Regions from separate parts of the Homo sapiens genome. Here all the other regions are linked to region 3. A link is a contact called in ENCODE Hi-C or POLR2A ChIA-PET data. All regions are on one chromosome and are shown on one strand. The core of a region is the stretch at or near the end of the contact, and the rest is flanking DNA. Distances in the headings are between cores, read along the strand shown.

Region 1 (3,065 bases), core at 162-2,661, 810 kb before region 3:
ATTTTTAGACTTCGCTTTTACGTATTTGTCTTTTGTGGACACATTTATTAATTTCTCATTTTTTAAATTTTCAGGTAACTTGGGTTTTTACTCCTGTAACAACTGAAATAACAAGTCTTGATACAGAGAATATAGATGAAATTTTAAGTAAGTACCTCAATATTTTTAAAGTGTACTCTTTCTTCTCTATAGAGAGTTAGTTTATATATACAAAAAAAAAACCCAATAAAATCTCAGTTAGCTAGCACAGATGAAGAGCTGGCATTCTGATTAATTCCATGACTTTCTGAATTATCAAAGCACTTTTGGTTACTTTTAGTGTTTTTTATTTATTTAACTTGATATAGATACCATTCTTAACAATTCACGAAATGTTTTGATAAGCCTACTTAGAGACCAATAGTTCTCACTGTGCAGAACTAAATGTTAATGACCTTAGGACACAGCCTAGACTTTTTTTTCTTTTTTCCCTTTAATTAGATCACCTATTCTGATCTCTTTTATTGTTATTGGTCCAGTTAAGCTCAGTACTTTTTTTATTTTTTATTTTAGAGAAAGGGTCTTGCTTTGTCACCCAGACTGGAGTGCAGTGGCATGATAATATTATAGCTCACTTCAGCCTTGACCACCTCCTGGGCTCAAGCAATCCTCTTTCCTCAACCTTCCAAGTTAGCTAGGACTACAGGTGGGCTCCACTGCACGTAGCTAATTTTAAATTTTTCTTGTAGAGACATGGTCTTGCTATGTTGCCCAGGCTGGTCTTGAATTCCTGACCTCAAGCAGTCCTCTCATCTTGGCCTCCCAAAGTGCTGGGTTTACAGGCATGAACCACCACACTTGGCCTAATAAGTTTTTTACTGAATGGTTTGTTTGCTGACAATGTGGTTGTGGATATAATTAACTTGAGAGAAACCATTTCTTGTTTTTTAAAAATAGTAAAGGAAAGGTGAAGATGTGGTTGATAGAAAATCGTAACTTAGGAGCTTTAAGAAAATGTACAGTGTGCATAAATGATTTCTTTTTTTAATCCTCCATCTGACACATATAATAGAGGCAAAAGGAGTTACAACATTCATTGAGTGTAATATATTATGTTCCTGGACCTTTAAATGCTAAAAGTCTATTCCTGTCTTATGGAGTCTCTTTAGAGGAGTGGTTCCATGAACTTTAGCATGTATCAGAACCACCTGGAACACTTATTAATATCTATACTGCTAGGAAACTGCTAGACCCCTACCTAAAGATTTGCATTTCTTAAGGATTTACATTTCTGTGAGTTCCCAGGTGATGTTGGTGTTTCTGGTCCAGGAACCACAGTTTGTGAACCACTGCTTTAGAGCGAATAAGCAAGTATATAAAAAGTAACTTGAAGGTAAAAAGGGAAGAAAGGAATTGAAACTCACATGTCATTCTCACTTCTGTCATCTTTCCAATTCTAGAATATCTTTGTGTTTTATTTTCATGAGTGCTTGAGGACTTTACGTTTCTCTGAATTAGGGATAGGCAAAAAGCACTACATCTTTCTCATGTCTTTACATCTTGATGTGCAAATGATGCTGTTATTTTTGTAGGGGGGAATAACTTAAATGGATAGGAATTAAAAAACTGGCGTCTTGTGCAACACTATTAGTTGTAGATTACTTGTTGCAACTAGGTGGTATATGTGAGGTTTAAAAATAACTTAGTTATACAGGTCTTTTCTGTGATGTGGGATTTTATTTGCAGAACTAATTCTCAGTTATTCATGAATATGGAAGATCAAAAAATAAAATACAGATCATTCCACTTTACTTTTTATGATCGTAGCTTACTTGCCTTATCTGGACTTTATTTCACATTTGCTTTAAATTCATTTAAGATGCAACGAAGGAAGCCCGGTGTGATGGCTCATGCCTGTAATCCCAGCACTTTGGAAGGTTAAGGTGGGAGGTTGCTTGAGGCCAGGAGTTCGAGACCAGCCTGGGCAATATAACCAGATCCTGTCTCTACAAAAAAATACAAAAATTAGCCAGGTGTGGTGGTGTTTGCCTGTAGTCCTAGCTACTTGGGAGGGTGAAGTGGGAGGATCACGTCAACCCAGGAGTTTGAGGCTGCACTGGGTTTTGATCATGCCACTGCACTCTAGCCTGGGCAATAGAGTGAGACCCAGTCTCCATAAAATAAAAGATACAGTGAACTTATAAAGATAAAGCATACAGAGAAAAGAGACAAAGTTTCCCATAAATTATATAAGCTGTCCATGACTCTAGGTTTCTGAGTGAGAGATAATAGTTACTGTGTTTTTTTAAGTGGACCCTTATATTGGACAAAGATCATAATGAAACTGTATGTTTAATTATGTCAAAATTATTACAAATATCTTATTTGGTTTTGTCTTTCAATTTCAGACAATGCTGATGTTGCTTTAGTAAATTTTTATGCTGACTGGTAAGTAATCTTATTGTTTGGGTTTGGTTTTGTTTTTACTTGCTAAAGGTTAATTTTTCTTTGCTAGAAAGGGGAAGGGAAGGCTTTTTCTATTTCAAGACAGTATTCCATACATAAAGTCAATTAAGTTTCATCCACAAGGGAAGTAGTTTAATTTGGTAAGGATTTCTGTTTTAAGAAAGAAATAGAGCTGATTCTGTTATCTTATATCTTAAAACAAGTAACATATAACTCAAATATGACTCTCTCCACCCCCGACTCAAAGGGAACACATATTGCAATTCCGTATTTGTCCTGACTGTGGAAGAAGGGTAGTGTTTATAAGTCATGATTTGGGTATGTCAAGTTTAGAAGGAAAAATAATGTTGACATTTTTAAATTTATAGAATCTGCTGCCTCTGTCTTTTGTGTTTATACAGTACCCTATGTACCACTTTCTTTTTCTTACTAAATGTTTTGTCTTTTCTTGTTTGTGCCCTAGCAAACAAACTTTGAGGGCAGAGATAATGGCATACTCAGTATTCCCAGCATCTAGAACAACATGGTATATAGTAGATGTTACAGAATATGGCATGGAGATAGGAAGAAGGGAGATTCAGCTGGAAAGATTCTGAAACACAAGGGAGATTTAGCTGGAA
Region 2 (2,925 bases), core at 121-2,620, 520 kb before region 3:
ATAAAAGATTTACATACAGGGATGGTCATTACAGTATTTCAGTAATAATGAAAAAGAAGACAAAATCTGAAGTCTAGCATTAGGAGTTTTTTGTTAAAAATCTGTCTTCACCTATTCATGTAATAAATTACGACGCAACCATTAAAAACAACGTTTTTTTAAGACTGTTAATGACATAGGCAAAGGTTCATGATACTCAGAATTAACAGTATACCTAGTTTGATGCAAATTTTATTTAAAAAAAGAAAAAGAATAAAAAATATATATAATATGAGACTATGGAATGCTGTGTACCAAAATGTTAAAAGTGATTTTCTCTAGATGATCAAATTGGAAAGGAATTTTGTTTTCCTGTTTAATTTTTTCTGTACTTTCCAAAATGAATTATGTTGGTAAATTGCTTTCTAAAAGTGTTCTACTATTTTGCAATATCATCAGCCATACTGTATTCTCAATACTACTTGATATGGTGCTATTATTTTCAAGGTTCTTGATATTAGATGTGGTCATCTTCTTTTTATTTATATTCGGACATTTTTGTGGAATTTTGACATGAGTTAAATGCATTTACCCTTAGCTATATTTTATAGGAAGAAATAAAACTCTCGTAATGTACATTAATCATTCTAAATTTATTTTTGCTAATTTAATTGGCAATATCCCACATTATTTTTAGTTTTGTTTCTTTGTGCTCAATTAATTTTTTATAGCTTTCTTTTCTTGTTGTACATTGACTGTTCTCTGAATTACTTCTATATCCACTCACATCCTTTGGCTAGTACATTTTGAGATGATAAGACAGGGTTAGAGATTATTCAAAGCAGAGAGAACAGTGTGAGCAAAGGCATGGGATAATGAATTGTGGAATGGGTTTGGGAGATAGCAATTCCACTTTGAAAGGAGTGTGGTGTGCTTGTAGGAGAATAGGTAGGCAGGAAAATGTAATGCCCTGGAGGTGTTGAACATTGCTTGCTCTTCCCCACCTCCTTCTCAAAGAATCTCTTCTGCTCAGGGCCCTGCTTCCAATGAGTCTATTCTCTAAACCTGTTATCCTGCCCATTCCCCATGTGATTGGATCACAGCTGATTGGAATAGAGCGGGCTTCTGATCCAAGTACCCATCATCCATAGGCTGTTCTGTGACATTTCTATGGTCTAGCATGAAAAGACGGGCCATTTGGAATTGGTAAATTAAGAGACTGAACCAATTAGTGGGGGCAGAAACTACAAGGAAGTGTTGAGAGTTATCAAGGTTTAAAAGGTATTGGGAGTGACCACATTGTGCTGTGTTAGCCGAAACTATCAGAGAATGGAAACTGCATAAACAGAGGAAGCAGAGTAATAGAAGGGAAACTGAAAGGAGAAGCAGCAACACGGATAGAAAGAGAGAGTGGTTGAGTTTTAGAGCTTTCTTGTTTTCTGACAGTTATCAATTGAACAATGAGTGTGCTTTAAAACATTTTCTTACCTGGGTGTGGTGGTGCATGCCTGTAGTTCCAGCTACTGGGGAGGCTGAGGCAGGAGGATCACTTGAGTACAAGAGTCCAAGACTAGCCTGGGCAACATGGCAAGACTATGTCTCTTAAAAAAGAAAATTCCAGGCATGGTGTGGTTCATGCCTGTAATCCCAGCACTTTGGGAGTCTGAGGCAGGTAGATCACCTGAGGTCAGGAGTTCAAGACCAGCCTGGCCAACATGGCGAAACCCCATCTCCACTAAAAATACAAAACTTAGCCAGGCGTGGTGGTGCGCGCCTGTAGTCCCGGCTACTCAGGAGGCTGAGGCAAGAGAATCGCTTAATCCAGGAGGCAGAGGTTGCTGTGAGCCAAAATTGTGCTGCTGTACTCTAGCCTGGGCATCAGAGCAAGACTCCATCTCAAAAAAAAAAAAATTTTTTTTTGAGGTAACTTGAGTAGATCTCTAGTCCTTCCAAGCATGTAGGCATTTTGGGGGCCATATTATGAAGAACTTTGGATGCTAAGGAAAGACATTTGTAATTGCTAGGCAAGGGATAAATATTAAGAATTTTTGAGGTGTGGAGTAATATATGAGAAGTATATTACATGAAGATTAATCTGGTAGTAGTATGTAGGAGAGACGGAGGAACTGATTCTGGAAGCTATTACAAGAAAATATGTGGGAGGTAATTAAAGCTTTGAGGATATGATAGAAGGAAGGTAAATGAGTGGATAGATGTAAAACATATAACAAAGGCAGGATCAACAACATATGATAATTTATTAGATACAAGGGACTGGGAAAAGAACAAGTCAAAGTTGAAGCTCAGATTTTAAATTCTGGGGATTAGAAGTTGGTAAGAGAAATAGGAAAGTCCTATTAAGAGAAATAGGAAAGTCAGAAGGACCAGACCGCTGTTAATTTCATGTTGGTTGAGTTTCATGTGCTGGTAGGGAAGTACTGTTTTGTTCTGCTTAAATAATGTTTATTGAGTTCCTAAACCTTGTTTTAGGCTCTGGATGGCGGAGGTGAGAGGTTGAAGTACAAAAATGAGTAAAATAAGGTTTGTGCCTTTGAGGAAACTCTAGTGTTATGGGTGAAGTTATCTTTCAGGTAGAGATGTACGCGTGGAGCTTGGGAGAGAACTTTTGGACAGGAGATTCAGGTGTCAACAGAGTCCCAAAGAAGTGGATTATGAATGGATAGACAGAGGGGATGCAGAGAGGAGGACTAAGGCTAAAACCATAGTGAAGAGCTTGTGTCACAGGGCAGGAGAGTCAAGAATAATCAGAGGAGGCATGGCCAGGACATTCACAGGAGAAGCAGGATAGTACAGGGTCAAAAGAAAAACCATAGGAATGGAGGGTTTCAGGAGGCATAAGGCCATCAATAGTTTTAAATGTCATAGGAAGCTTGAGAGAATGAAGTTGGTCTGGTGTGTAGGAGGTCATTTGTGATCCTAGAGGGA
Region 3 (2,879 bases), core at 339-2,838:
TGTGTTCAGACCGACATGATGCAAAAAAAAAAAAAAAAGTTCCCATCCTGGCTTACATGGTGAAACCCCGTCTCTACTAAAAATATTTTAAAAATTAGCCGGGCGTAGTGACGGGCGCCTGTAGTCCCAGCTACTTAGGAGGCTGAGGCAGGGGAATGGCGTGAACCCGGGAGGCGGAGCTTGCAGTGAGCGGAGATCACGACACGGCACTCAAGCCTGGGCGACAGAGCGAGACTACGTCTCGAAAAAACAAAAAAAAGTTTTTGATTTTTGAAAAAAATCAACTGTGTGCTTGCTTCTTCAAAAAGAAGACTATACCAGGGCAGAAGATATTCCTATAAATACTTATGATTGACATCTGTAAATATTTATAGTATTAACTTTTTGTGGACACACAGTAGGGTGGGGCGGGGGTACTGGCATCCAGGGGAAGGGTAGATGTTTTCGTTGTTTCTATCCTGTAAGGACTGTCTGATGGCTACAAGTGTTAACGAAAAGCCAAACTGTATTGATCACATTTAAAAGCTCTCTCTCCAGAGTGGGCTATGCCACACTGCAGTATATTTATACAACGGAATACTCTATAGCTATTAAAATGAATAAAACATAGCTACATGGTACAACAGGGGTGAATCTCACAAACAAAGCAAAAAATGCAAGTCACGAAGAAGACATACAGTGTGATTTCATTCATATAAAATTCACAAACAGCTAAGTCCACTCTATCATACTGCGATGCATACATACATCGTAAAATCAAAAAGAAAAGCAAGAAAATGATTCTCACAAAAGGGAGGCTGGTGATGACCTGGGGAGGGGACACTGGGAGGTTAGGGGTGCTTGCAAAGCTCCCTTTCCTGGCCTGAGTGGTGGTTACACAGGGGTTTCCTTAATTATAATGTAATTTGTGTAATTACAATGCATTAAGATGTATTTTTTAAAAACATTTTCTCTTCGTATAGATCACATTACTCAAAAAAACGAGGAAAGCTGAAGCAAATATGACAATATTAACTAATCTCAATACCTGAATATCTGAATTAATTCAATTAATGAATTAATTGAATATCTCAAACTCTGCTGGGTCTATATCATTAATTATTATACTGCTATATGAAAAAAGCCAGGCCAAAAAAAAGATTACATACATTATATATGGAATTTGATATTCCATTTGTATAAATTTCCAGAAAATGCAACCTAACCTAGAGTGGGAGAAAGCAGACCAGTGGGTGCCCGGGGGCAGGGCTTTCAAAGGAGCCCAGGGAAACTGTTGGGGATGATAGATACGTTGATTATAATGATGGTTTTGCAGTGTATACTTTCATTAAAATGTATCAAGTTATACTCTTTAAATATGTGCAGTTTATTCTATGTCAGCTATACATCAACAAAGCAGTTAAAAAAAAACTCCCCTGTGCCTTTTCATATGTTTCTCATAGTCTTCAGTATGCATATACCGCTTTGGAAATGAGGAAGATACTTTTAAATGGTCAGAGAAACCTAAGTACCTTGAAGCTGTCTACCAGAGTTGTATGTATGCTTGTGGTCAGTCATGGGTTTCAATTATGTCAATGTATTTCTGTTCTGCTTTTGATAGAAAAAAGACCTCCACGCTCTTCCCTTCTGTCTTTTCTCCTCTCTCCCCTCTTTCTTTTCCCCTCTTCTCTCTGTCCCTCTCTCTCTCCCTCCCTTCCTTCTTCCCAGTCTCCCTTCCCCTTCTCTCTCCTTCTCCCCTTCTCCTCACTCTATTTCCTTTCTCTCTGTCCCTCTCTCTCCTCCCACCCTTCCTTATCAGTCTATTTCCTTTCTCTGTCTTTCTCTCTTTCTCTTTTTCTTTCTCTATCGCTCTTCTTCCCCCTCCTCTCTCTATCTCCCTCTCTCCTTTTCTCTTTGGTTCTCAGTCTTACTCTCTATCAGAAAACACTTTTCTTCAACTGAGCAGGCAGCTTTGGGAGACATGACAACACTCATAATAATGACAAACAATCATTTCTGTCATTTAATAGCATTTTATAGTTCACAACATGATTTCTCATATCTGTCTTCTGATTCTCACAACAATCCTTGGGTATAGTAACAGGAAAATAAAAAGCAACTGTAACCACTTCTGCCTTATAAGGAGGGTGGTAAATTTCACAACAGTGGGAAAGTAAATTTCTTTACTGCCCCTTCCACTTTCAGAGACTGTTAGTGAAGACAGCAGATGAAGGACAGAGACATTTCTTCTGCTCCAGTTCCCCACCCTTCAGCAATGGCATGGCCTCTTAGTTTTAATTAAAAAATGCATCCCTGGCTATGCAAAGATACATCCAGAGCTGAATTGAGGGTTGCGGCAAACACTGCTGTTGGCCTATCCAAAATATATTCTTTAGGGCCCTGACTTTTTGGTGAGCAGAAATGTGTCCCCACTAAAAAATTAGATTTCTTATCCTCCCTTCTAGATAAGAGCGGTCATGTGACTACCTTCAGGCTAATGGAATGAAGAAACTATTGTGTAGGATTGGAAATGCTCCCTAAAAAAGTGGCTGACTCTGTTGGCAGGTCTCTTGTTGACCTTCCTTCTTCCTCTACCCGAAATATGGATGTAATAACTGGTGCTGCGGCAGCCACTCTGCAGGTATGAGGTGGCCTTGATTGAGGACAGTGAGCTTGTGCTAAGTACACCAAAACAGAAACACAAGAGGAGATAAGGACATTAATGAGATGGTAGCATTACCACATCAGCCCTGGAATGCTTCTGTGGTTTGGATGTGTCCCCTCACCTCAAATTCAGGCGTTGCCAATGTAATATATTTAGTGTGGCTTTTTAGAGGTGGTCAGGTTATGAGGGCTTCTTCTTTGTTAGTGGAATTAAGGTCATTTTTAAAAAGCCTTCA

Evidence for each region. Hi-C counts contacts between places; a loop is a spot of excess contacts on that map. ChIA-PET counts read pairs that join two places held with the same protein, here RNA polymerase II (POLR2A). Pooled maps may share reads with other maps.
Region 1: a loop to region 3 is called in a pooled map, with 3 times the contacts of the local background. The contact joins two enhancer-like sites. A Hi-C loop is called at or near these places in 2 of 37 single-sample maps with no recorded cell type and 3 of 50 pooled maps.
Region 2: a loop to region 3 is called in a pooled map, with 5 times the contacts of the local background. The contact joins two enhancer-like sites. A Hi-C loop is called at or near these places in 1 of 37 single-sample maps with no recorded cell type and 5 of 50 pooled maps. POLR2A ChIA-PET finds 5 or more read pairs at or near these places in 1 of 52 experiments (GM12878).

Annotation. Positions count from the first base shown.
Region 1 is chr9:100,057,182-100,060,246 of GRCh38, reverse strand. It overlaps ERP44 (endoplasmic reticulum protein 44), which reads left to right. Exons shown (of 12, transcript NM_015051.3): 2 at 75-147; 3 at 2,388-2,427. Among named protein-coding and RNA genes, the nearest start is that of ERP44, 40 kb to the left of the region's middle. RefSeq lists enhancers at 1,083-1,182, 1,343-1,402. Within about 2 kb of position 1,411, at least 3 of the 41 ENCODE cell types and tissues checked have a DNase peak (open chromatin) inside an H3K27ac peak, as active enhancers do.
Region 2 is chr9:99,761,081-99,764,005 of GRCh38, reverse strand. All of the region lies in intron 2 of LOC101928438 (a long non-coding RNA gene), which reads left to right. Among named protein-coding and RNA genes, the nearest start is that of NR4A3, 59 kb to the left of the region's middle. RefSeq lists an enhancer at 1,378-1,427. Within about 2 kb of position 1,370, at least 2 of the 41 ENCODE cell types and tissues checked have a DNase peak (open chromatin) inside an H3K27ac peak, as active enhancers do.
Region 3 is chr9:99,243,765-99,246,643 of GRCh38, reverse strand. No RefSeq gene overlaps it. Among named protein-coding and RNA genes, the nearest start is that of SEC61B, 23 kb to the right of the region's middle. Within about 2 kb of position 1,588, at least 3 of the 41 ENCODE cell types and tissues checked have a DNase peak (open chromatin) inside an H3K27ac peak, as active enhancers do.